2 separate regions of the Homo sapiens genome follow, and region 2 is linked to region 1. The links are chromatin contacts, found by Hi-C in ENCODE. All regions are on one chromosome and are shown on one strand. The core of a region is the stretch at or near the end of the contact, and the rest is flanking DNA. Distances in the headings are between cores, read along the strand shown.

Region 1 (5,285 bases), core at 801-3,300:
GCCTCCAGCTGAGGTAGAACCTGCTCTTTCCTCTCTTGCTCTGCTTGTTCTGTGAGCACTTTCTCTTTGAAAATAAAGTGGCAGCCTCCATAGCTGAGGGCAGATACATATGTGATTAAAGTAGTAATGTCCAGATTTACTCTTTTGCACACATCGACCTTAATTTCTGTTGGAAACGCAACACTTGCTAGTATATTTTCTCGGTCAACTCTGGTCACCTGCAAAAGTTCAGGGCCCTCATCATCTGATTCACTCTCACTTGGTTGAAGCTCTTCAGGGTGATCTAACAGAGCGTTGACTGCTACTATGTCTCCTCTCACAGATATGCCCATTTCTTTCAGCTTCTCTGCCATGGGGCTGGAGACACTGTTGTAAAATGCAAAGATGATGTGAGGGTTGCTATACTGCACTGGCTGCTGGTGACTGGCCTGGAGGAAGTCTTCAGCCTGCTCAATGATGCTTTTGTCACCATATTGGCCCCTGCCCAGCCAGATGTTATGAAGAGCTTCAGCCTTCCGGCCAATGGCTTTCACCCAAGTATGACCACCATTTGCAACTACATCTACCACAAGGGTTTGCTTTTCTCCTAAGGTATCTGTATAACCAAAGACATGAAGAACACTAACAACTTCTTCCAGGTTTTCTGCTGATTCCACAATGGCTCTCAGGTGTGTTAGGTTAGTGCTCTGTAAATGAGACTCTTTAATAGCTACTTTCCCAGCTTCTACTTTCTGCAAGAATTTTAATTCTGCCTTCAATTTGCTGCACAGCTTTGCACCACCTTCTATGCCACCTTTTCTTGATCTAGAAAGTGATTCTGCTCTCTTGATCAGTTCCTTGGCTATGGCGATTCGTTCACAGAGCATGGAATGTGCAGACATGCTGTCAGCATTATTCCTTTCCTAGGGAAAGAAACAAGGCAAACTTCAGTAGTCTCCTAAAATTATGACAATCAATTCTTCACTGGTGATTAAAAACTTCAATCTAGCAACACAGCTTATGGAGGGTGAGTCTATGAACCCGGGCTTGTGTATGTCTCATTCTGGAGTGACTGCTTCCTCTGATAGCTAAGGAAAGGATGGCAGCTACACTTTTGAACTCTTCTTTAGGTACGTCTGACACACTTTAGACCTTCATTTCTTCAGCTTGAAAGCCATGGGGACACAGCATGGTCCTAGGTTAGGATACAATGCAAGAGTTGGGCAATCTGCTATATAAATAATTCCCTTATGTCTATCAGCGGCCTGTTTAACTGCTGAGAAATTTTAATAAAGGCGACAAAAATGCCGAAAACAAAAATACACACAGACTGGCTAGTTAGCAAACTGTCCAAAGCAAGTGTCTGTCCTAAACTGAGCACTTCAGCCTCCCTAACCTTTTCCTCCTTCCCGAGTTGGTCTCCTTCAACCGGCTGCCTCATGATTTCCCCCGAGGCTTGGGGTACTTACGCCAAAAAAAATCAACACTGCCTCATTTCTGCATTTGACGTCAACCCAGACTATTTTAAAAGACCGAAGAAGACCACCAACTTGCGTCCCACTCCCACTCCGACTCTGAAGGAAAATCCGAAGATGAAACTAAACTCCAAGGCTGCAACCCGCGGCGGCCGTGCAAGCGGCCCCAGCGCAGGTCGCCGGGTGGGCGGGCCAGAGGCCGGCGGGGCCTTCTCGGTGGGCTGCGGGGCCCTCGGCCCTGCCCGGCCACCTGCACAGCCGGGCCCTGCCAGGAGGGGCCGGGGCCGAAAAGCCCCCACCGCCAGCGCCGCGGCTCAGGGACCAGGCGCTGATAGCGCGCGGCCGACCCCCTTCCCGCCGGGCCGGCCCTGCCCAGCCCCCTCTGGCCTCAGAAGAGGCGCCCCGCTCCCAGCCTCCCCGCCTCGCTCCCCGGCTCCTCACCGGCAGCGCCAGAACCGCGAGCGCGAGCACGCAGGCGCGTGCACGCAGAGGCCGGGACCCGCCGGGAAATCTCAACCGGGCAGCCCCCACCCCGCTCGAACGCCGAGGCGGCTCCACCCGCGCGAGCCCCGCCGCCTCGGGCACCTCCTGCATCACGTGGTTCCGGGCCGGGTGACGCCAAACCTGCGATTCCCAAGCGGCAGCGCGGCCTCCCGAGCCGGGTTGACGCTGGCGTGGCGGCCATGTTTATTGAGGGCACCTGGCTTCTCCCGCTTGCGCCGCCGGGTGAGCCTGAAGGCGCGCACCCACCTGGCTCCAGGAAGAGGGACCGAGCTCGCGTGCTGGGCCTCACTCCCACTGGGGGCGTCGGCCACTCGATCGCAACCGGGTCGTAGGCATTTTGGGGGCTCATTTTAACAGAAGAAACGCTGGAGAAGCTTGTCAGAGGTGACAGCTGAGAAGTACTGCCTCTGGGACTTCTGCCTCCAAGCCAAAGCACTTTCCACTGCATTGTCCTGGGCCCTCCAAAGAAAGTGTGCTGTCCTTCTGAAGAGAAGAAATGATTGCATGGCTTCCGAGGGGCTGCCATATTCATATTACTGTAGTAGAGTGTCCAGAGTCACCCAGAAAGATTAGGGCTGTAAGAAAGTAAAGCTAATTTAAAATATTAAAGAGGACTTCCAGTTATAATTAATCCTGTGTATCCTGCTCCTTCTCCAAACTTAACAGTAAAGCAATGCTCCTTCTCCAAATAACAGTAAAGCAATGACAAAGGGAACAAACAAAGGCAAAAAGAACAAGAGAAGAGATGACTGCAGACCGGTTATACCAACACATTTTTGGAGGACAAGAGCAATAACTTATTCAGTCCTTACAGCGTGACAGACATTGTTCTAAGTGTTTTACACATTGTTCACTCCTTTAAACAACCTAAAAGGTAGAGATATTAAGTATGCTTTACAGATAAGTGAGCCATAGGGAGGTTACCTGAACCCAAGCACCCTCTTTGCAGATGGTGTCAGGAGAACTGAGCAAACTGCTTGTAGAAGGGGATATTTAGCCACTGATTCACAAAGCAGAACCCCAGAAAGCTTCAGGTGCCTTGAAGGTAGAAGGGAGGGCAGTAAATTGTTCAGGCAGAAGACTAGTTTAAGATGCTAAAGACAGGGCATCAGAGGGATTCCAGACACAAAGCCTAACAAAGGATGAGAGGTGCCATGATGTTTTCCTACTGAATAGTGCAATGCTAGCAGCCCCCTTCTCTGCCCCTCCCATAATGCAGGCACCCCTCTACCGCTCCCTACCACTATCTCCCCATAACCCTATTTTTCTCTGAAGAAATGAGTAGACAAAAGACCCTAGAGAAATGGCTCGGCAATACCAACATTCAGCATCCCCTAGTGTGAGCCTCACGAACACAGCATTTCCCAACGTTTTTGTTATTTGAAGGAAATGGAAAACAGAACAAAATGGTCTCAAAAAGTATTCTATAACTAGCATCTTCAAATAAAAGATATTTCAGCTATGAAACAAGAGGATTTCTTTTTTTAAGGAGACAGCAGAGCACAGGAAATGGTTCTTCTGTAGTAAAAATCATATCCCAAATTTCAAAACATCAATGAGTTGGAAAAATTTAGAAAGTAGAAATAGATGAAAAATGGAGCAAAAACAAAAGGATCCAGTATCCAATTAACAGGAGTTTAGAAACAAAAACAAAATGAAGAGAAAATTTTTCAAAAACTTAATAGAAAATTTAGCAAACAGAAACGTTTTTCACAGTGCAAGGGCCCACTGAGTGCTCACCACAATGACTATTAAGAAACCCACACAAAGGAACATGGTTGTGAAGTTTCAGAACACAGCAGATAAGAGAAAAACCAAGAGCTGCAGAGGGGAAAACTTACAAAGGACTTGGCATCACATACGCAATAGTATTAGGCTTCCTATCAGCAACACTGGAATTTAGAAGGGAGTAATGCTTTCAAAATGTGGAGATAATTTATTTCTTAGAGTTTTTAAACCCAGCCAATTCAGAGAGAAAGCAAGGAGAATAAAGATAGTTTCAAACAAGCACCTAGCCTGGATTGGAACAGGAAGACAGAGGGTTCTAAGAGAAACTTCTCTGAGGTGTGGGGAAGAGAACTGATACAGAGTGCCTGATATCTGACTGATGAGGAAAATATTAAGCAGAGGGTGTTAAATTTCTGTTGGGGGAATCTGGCAAGGATTGGTGACAGCTACGCAGAAAACAAAGTAACCAAGTGGGCTGGGCGCCGCCATGGCTTATTTGTAATCCCAACACTTTGTGAGTCCAGGGCGGGAGAATCACTTGAGCACAGGAGTTCAAATCCAGCCTGGACAATGTAGTGAGATCCCTGTCTCCACAAAAAGTAAAAAAACTAGCTGGCCATGGTGGCTGACATCTGTATTCACACCTACTGCAATGGCTGGGGTGGGAGGATCGTTTGACCCCACGTCAAGGCTACAGTGAACTGATTTGTGCCACCTCACTCCAGCCTGGGTGACAGAGTGAGACTGTCTCAAAAAAAAAAAAAAAAGAAAAAAAAGCGGTTATCACTGCCAGGAAAGTTGTTCCGGAAATGTAAATTGTAGTACACTTAGTCATAAGAAAAATCTTCAACATGATTTAATTGAGGTAGGGAGAAGGAAGTCAGTGTGATATGAGGATTCTAAATTCTCATCTTGCACAATGGGAAGTCTGGCAGCTCAACTCCGGGAATCCAAGAAAAAGGCATATAATCCTACTATTTTGAAATACGGAGGCAAGTACCTCATGAAACACCTAAAAAAGTCAAAAGTGATGGCTTTCAGGGAGTAGCACTCACATTTTACTTAACTTTTTAAATATGCTCATGCTTAGGAAGTTATCAGATAATTGGCAGCCAGATATTGCTAGTTTCATAAGTTTCTTGAGAACAGGGTGGAGGGAGGAGCTCTAAATTGAAGGAACTGTGTGAAGCAATGTGACTTTCATACAGAACCACCAGGACTGGTTTTCAGGAAATCAGGATTCTAATCCAAGGGAACTCTCAACTCCTATATGTTCTTGGGCAATTCGCTGAACATCAACTTGCTCTTCTTTGCAATGGGGGGCTCAGAGAGCTTGCCTACATGGGTGAGTAGACTCCTGAAAAAAAGGTGAGGTAAGTACTAAGAGTTGGCAGTTTCATTCTATGAAGAAAACTGAGCAATAGATGAAAACCCTTCAATGTTCACTTATCACCTACTTGATGCCTGAGAGACTGTGCAAGGTAATTATCTCAAGGTTGGGTTTTTTTTTTTTTCCTTCAGGGATGCTTGAGTGTTATCAGCACTTGATAATTATAAGGCTCTGTATTAGTATTCTTTATTGCCTGTGTATGTGAATTT
Region 2 (5,285 bases), core at 1,585-4,084, 2.1 Mb after region 1:
GGTATCTTCTCTCAGGTCAGGTCCCCTCTAGCTCCAGCATCTTGGGATTGCTGCTGTAGAAACACTGACGGATGGCAGGCACTCTTGTGCCATGTGCTGGGTCAGGGACACAGAGTGAAGCCACTGGTGAGAGGTGGCTGTCAGGAACTGGCAGCTAACACGGTCGCCTCCCAGTTTCATGGACACTGGTAGAAAATACAAAATTCCTCGATTAGGGACAAGGGACCACTGATTATTCAAAACAATAGCAATAGCCAGAGCATCAGCATTTTCCACCACCCTCCCAAGCCCCAGTTCCCATAGGGGAGTCAGAGGCACCTGCATGAGCCATTGGACTACTACAAGAAAGGAGCGCAGGACTCTACCCTTTCACAACGCACAGCAAGAATGCCTGCCCTCTGCTCTGGAAGAAGGTACTAACCTCTTACCTTCCAAGGTGGTAGAACATGCTTGAAAAGATAGTAAGTGAAAAGGGGTAGCCAGTGCTTTACTCACAAGACTGCTTGAACATGAGACTCAAGGAGGGACCTCAGCAGGCCTGGGGTGTTCAGCAACTATTCCTGGCCTGAAAAGACAGAATCAGCTGAAAGCCTCTACCTTTAAGAGAGGTGACCCCACCACCCAGAGGAACACAGGAGCTGTGCTGCTCGTGCTATGCTCAAGCCAGCAACACTCTTCTCATCCCAGCCAGTCCTTTAACACACCTAACACCAAGACAAGAACTTGAAGGCATCCATCTCCTTCCCATCCAAACTTCCCACCGGCTTCTATATTCCACTCAGGATGCAGGGTTAGAGAGGCCTGGCATCAAACCCTGATCTGCTGGTTTGTGGCTGGGCAACCCTGGACACATAATTCTGACCTTGGGCCCCTCATCTGTACTGAACTTAAAAACGACCTCATGATGATACCTCAAAGATTTAAAACAATTAAGAGGTCTGGCGCAAAATAGGTGTTCAACATTAGCACCTTCCTCTTCCATGAGTTTTTCCTTTAAGATGAGCACACATTGACCTCACCCTCCACTAGCTCCTGGGGCACTCAGCTCCTCTGCAGAACTGAGACTTTGGTTCTCTTTGCTTTGCCTTGTAAATATCCTATTCCATGAGTCTCTCAGGGCAGGACTCTTCCCTGTTATTCCTCTTCACTGTTTCAACTCCTACCCTTACCACCACTCTTGGCTTCATCCTCAACTTTTATAAGACTTTTGCTTTAAGTGTATAATAAAATAAAATTTGTACTGAGCCTGGAGCACAGCAAACACTCAGGATTCCCTTCACCTTTCACACCAGCATTGTCCAAAACAACTTCCACAGCGACAGAAATGCCCTCTAATCTGTGCGGTCCAATATGGTAGCCACTGGCCACCTGTGGCTACTGATCATCTGAAATGTGGCTAGTGTGAAAATGAAATAAAACTCCAAATTTAATTTAATCATGTGTGCCAAGTGGCTACCACATTAGATGGCACGGATCTATACAAGGCCCAGGACACTAGATCCAGGAGGGAGGAAGTCATTGTCTGAAATTTCTATAACCTTGCTCTGGATGGAGCAGGGCAAGGCCTCAAACCGTTTCAAAACTGTTCTAGCAAGCACTGAAGGAATGCATAGGGTCACCGCAGACCCAAGCACGCTGGAGGCTTGCTACCCTCATTCACCCAAATCCCCCACACTCAAGGAATCTGGCAGTCCACTCTCACTAAGCACCAGTCCCTGCTGGGGGCTGTGGGAAGAGACCAGAGTTCAATTAGGCACCTGAGCTTGGTTCCAGGAGCCCAGAGCTACTAATGACTCTCAGGGAAAGATCCTTTCTGGCTGAGGAAGAAGGGAAGGTGTCTTGGAAGAGATAACCTTATTAAATTATTAAATAGATCAGACAACACGAACTAAACTTCCACATTATTCTATGACACTACAATTCTAGCATGGCTTTTCACTGTGACCAGAAACATCCTTATCATCATGTAGTTAATATAAATACTGCCTTTTCCCCTTCATTTTTTTCTCATGTATCTTACGGCTCAGAAATCACTTCTGAAGGAGTAAGTAGACCAGGCACATGAAGTAGATTTCATTTTCCCCATGAAATAATGGTTCAGAGAAAACGCAGGCCTAGTTCCAGGAAGGCAGAGTTGGGGTCTCTGCAACGTGATTTACCGGGGCATCTTGCAAAGGAGTTGCTGTGACAGTAAGCTCTTCCACTTTGAGACCGTCACCTCAGCCACGGCTCCCACCTAGAAGGGAACAAATGCAGTTAGCTCCAAACGCAGTTAGCTTCAGCTTGTGCCTCTGAACCATTATCCAGCTCTAGCTCCTTGCAACGCCTGGCCCACTCTACAGCCTCTCTTGCGGCAGGTCTACACGCCACCCCATGCCTTCCGGTGAGGTCCCTCCTGACCACACGTCCCATCCCACCTACTGGGGTCCACCCAGGTCATGCAGAAGCCCCACTTCTCGGCTGAAAGAGAAGCACGAGGTTACTCATCAAGTAATCCCCGAGTCTCCTCCGGGTAAAATGTTCCGAACGCGCTCAACCGCCTCTTGAGAGGAAGTAGCACGTGTAGTGAAGGCTTGGTCTCCAAGAATCACTGGTGCCCCCACTCACTGCGGCCCAGCCTCCCACGCCGCCCGCCACTGAACCCAATCCCCCAGGACCCCTACCTGGGCTCAGGAATGGTCAGGCAACACGTGGGGCCCAGGATGGCGGTGGATGACTAGACTGCCGAAGACCGCGCCGCTGCGACTACGAAGTACGGAGTACGGAGTACAGGTCTGCCAGCCAAGACTGACGCCGCGCGCTGCGCCGCGCACCTCGACGTCACCGCGTAGTCCCGCCCCGAAGCCGTGCGTGGCCGGGGCCACAGCGTTTGGGGTAGATGACGTCACGCGGCCGCGGGCGCTCGCTTGGTAGGGTGTGCTGGGGCGTAGAGTTTAGGGTCCTGAGGCTGCGTCTGCGTGTCAACTCAGTGGAGTCTCTCGACCGCCCTTTGTTACCCTCCTTTAGTGACCAGAAGGCTGGAGTTACGTAATCTGCCCCTACAGCTAAAAGGACGGAGGCCTGACGGCGTGGCCTGGAGGGACGCGCTGAGCCCCTAATGGGTGGTGCCTTCCTGGTGCGGCCGCACAGGCGGGGCCGGGCGGAATCCAAGCACGATGTGGACACGGAGCCTTGGGAATGAACAGGAGCCTGCCTGTGGGAGCATGTGGGAAAGGTGATGCAGGTGGAAGGGCAAATACAAATTATACATAGGGTTTAATTTTCCCTGAGGAAAAGAAGGGACGAGAAACCATCCCCCTCCCTTTTTCTTTCAAAATTTCAGCCTCTCTCCTTTCCAAATGTACTCAAGTCTTTTTCTTATATGGCCAGGTTCAACTCAGGAATGTTTCTTGGGAGCCATCTCCTTGAAGTGTAATTGTTGGCTGGGTGCGGTGGCTCACGCCTGCAATCCCAGCACTTTGGGAGGCTGAGGCGGGCGGATCACAAGATCAAGAGATCGAGACCATCCTGGCCAACATGGTGAAACTCTGTCCCTACTAAAAATACAAAAATTAGCTGGGCATGGTGAAGCGTGCCTGTAGTACCAGCTACTCGGGAGGCTGAGGCAGGAGAATCGCTTGAACCCGGGAGGCGGAGGTTGCAGTGAGCCGACATAGCACCACTGCACTCCAGCCTGGAGACAGAGCGAGACTCTGTCTCAAAAACAAAGAAAGAAAAAAATGCAATTGTTAAGGGACGAAAGGGCCAAGAGTCCAGCTTCTTAGGAGGACAAAGGCTTAACTTGGCACCTGACTCCAAATTGCAAAACCTACATAATGTGATGGGCTATCTCTACTTAGCTGCATAGAAAAAGTGAGTTTCTGTCTTTGTGTTGCCTTTAGCAGGTTGCATGTGATGTACGGCATCACAATCTGGTTTAATACTTATTCAGTAATGGTTTTCTGTCTCTTCTACCTTTGTGGAGAGGTTTCATGGGTTGGGAGGAAACTACTCTCCACCCCCCACCCACCCCCAGGCAGAGGAAAGCACATTGAAAGGTCCTGAAATTGGGAAGGACATGGTTTGCTGGTGATACAGCTAAGTATTACAAGTTTGTAGTGTTCTGGAAGGGTCTCAATGAGGAGCGGGAGATAAGGACGATGTGTTCAAGGGTCTTGAATGATCAGGCTAGAAAAGTGAGAACGTGGTTCTATAAGTAAAAGCAGAGCAGTGCTTGAAACTCGTATTTTATGTATTGCACCTAGTAAATACATTCAATCACTTTACAGTATACAAATCCCATACTTCACTAAGTGTCAAAACCCTAACAGACAGATAAGGCAGAACTGTTACTTCCAGATTACTAACGTGGAAACTAAGCCCCACCCAAACAAGTTAAGTGGTTTGTTCAAGACCTCCTACAACAGGCTGGGCGCGGTGGCTTATGCCTGTCATCCCAGCACTTTGGGAGGCCGAGGCGGGGAGGCGGGTGGATCACCTGAGGTCAGGAATTTGGGGCTAGCCTGACTGACATGGAGAAACCCGGTCTCTACTAAAAATACAAAATGAGCCGGGCGTGGTGGTGCCTGCCTGTAATCCCAGCTACTTGGGAGGCTGAGGCAGGAGAATTGCTTGAACCCAGGGGGCGGAGGTTGCGGTGAGCCGAGATCGCGCCATTGCACTCTAGCCTGGACAACAAGAGTGAAACTCCATCTCAAAAAAAAAAAAAAAAAAAAGGACCTCCTACAACAGCCAGGGCCTGGTGCAGGTTGTCCTAGCACAGGGTTCACTGGTCTGTCCATTCTGCCACTGCTATGAGATTGTAATGGCCCAACAGGTTCACCTTGCCTGCTGCCTAGGCAGAACCAATTTATCAAGACAGGTGAATTGCAATAGAGAAAGAATAATTCATGCAGAGCCAGCTGTGTGGGAAACTGGGACTTTTTTTATTACTCAAATGAGTCTCCCCAAGCATTTGGAGGTCACAGTTTTTAAGGATAATTTGGAGGGTGGGTGGCATCCAGTGAGTCAGGAGTGCTGATTGATCGGGTCAGAGATGAAATCATAGGGAATTGAAGCTGTCTTGTGCTTGAGTCAGTTCCTGGGTGGGGGCCACAAGATCTGATGAGCCAGTTTATCGATCTGGGTGGTGCCAGCTGATCCATCCAGTGCGAGGTCTGCAAAATATCTCAAGCACTGATCTTAGACTTCAGTGATGTTATTCCCGGGAGCAATTTGGGGAGGGTCAGAATCCTGTAGCCTCTAGCTGCATGACTCCTAAATCATAATTTCTAATCTTTTGGCTA

What was found. Hi-C counts contacts between places; a loop is a spot of excess contacts on that map. Pooled maps may share reads with other maps.
Region 2: a loop to region 1 is called in a pooled map, with 2.4 times the contacts of the local background. The contact joins the promoter of SNHG15 here to the promoter of C7orf25 in region 1. A Hi-C loop is called at or near these places in 7 of 50 pooled maps.

What each region holds. Positions count from the first base shown.
Region 1 is chr7:42,910,020-42,915,304 of GRCh38, forward strand. It overlaps C7orf25 (chromosome 7 open reading frame 25), which reads right to left and starts at 2,051. Exons shown (of 2, transcript NM_001099858.2): 1 at 1,896-2,051; 2 at 1-902. The coding sequence starts at 881. RefSeq lists enhancers at 880-1,577, 1,578-2,274, 3,794-3,853 and a silencer at 1,623-1,882.
Region 2 is chr7:44,983,862-44,989,146 of GRCh38, forward strand. It overlaps SNHG15 (small nucleolar RNA host gene 15), which reads right to left and starts at 2,835. Exons shown (of 3, transcript NR_152597.1): 1 at 2,664-2,835; 2 at 1-185. It overlaps SNORA9 (small nucleolar RNA, H/ACA box 9), which reads right to left and starts at 1,649; the gene lies at 1,517-1,649. RefSeq lists a silencer at 1,227-1,407 and enhancers at 1,934-2,680, 2,526-2,645, 2,681-3,428.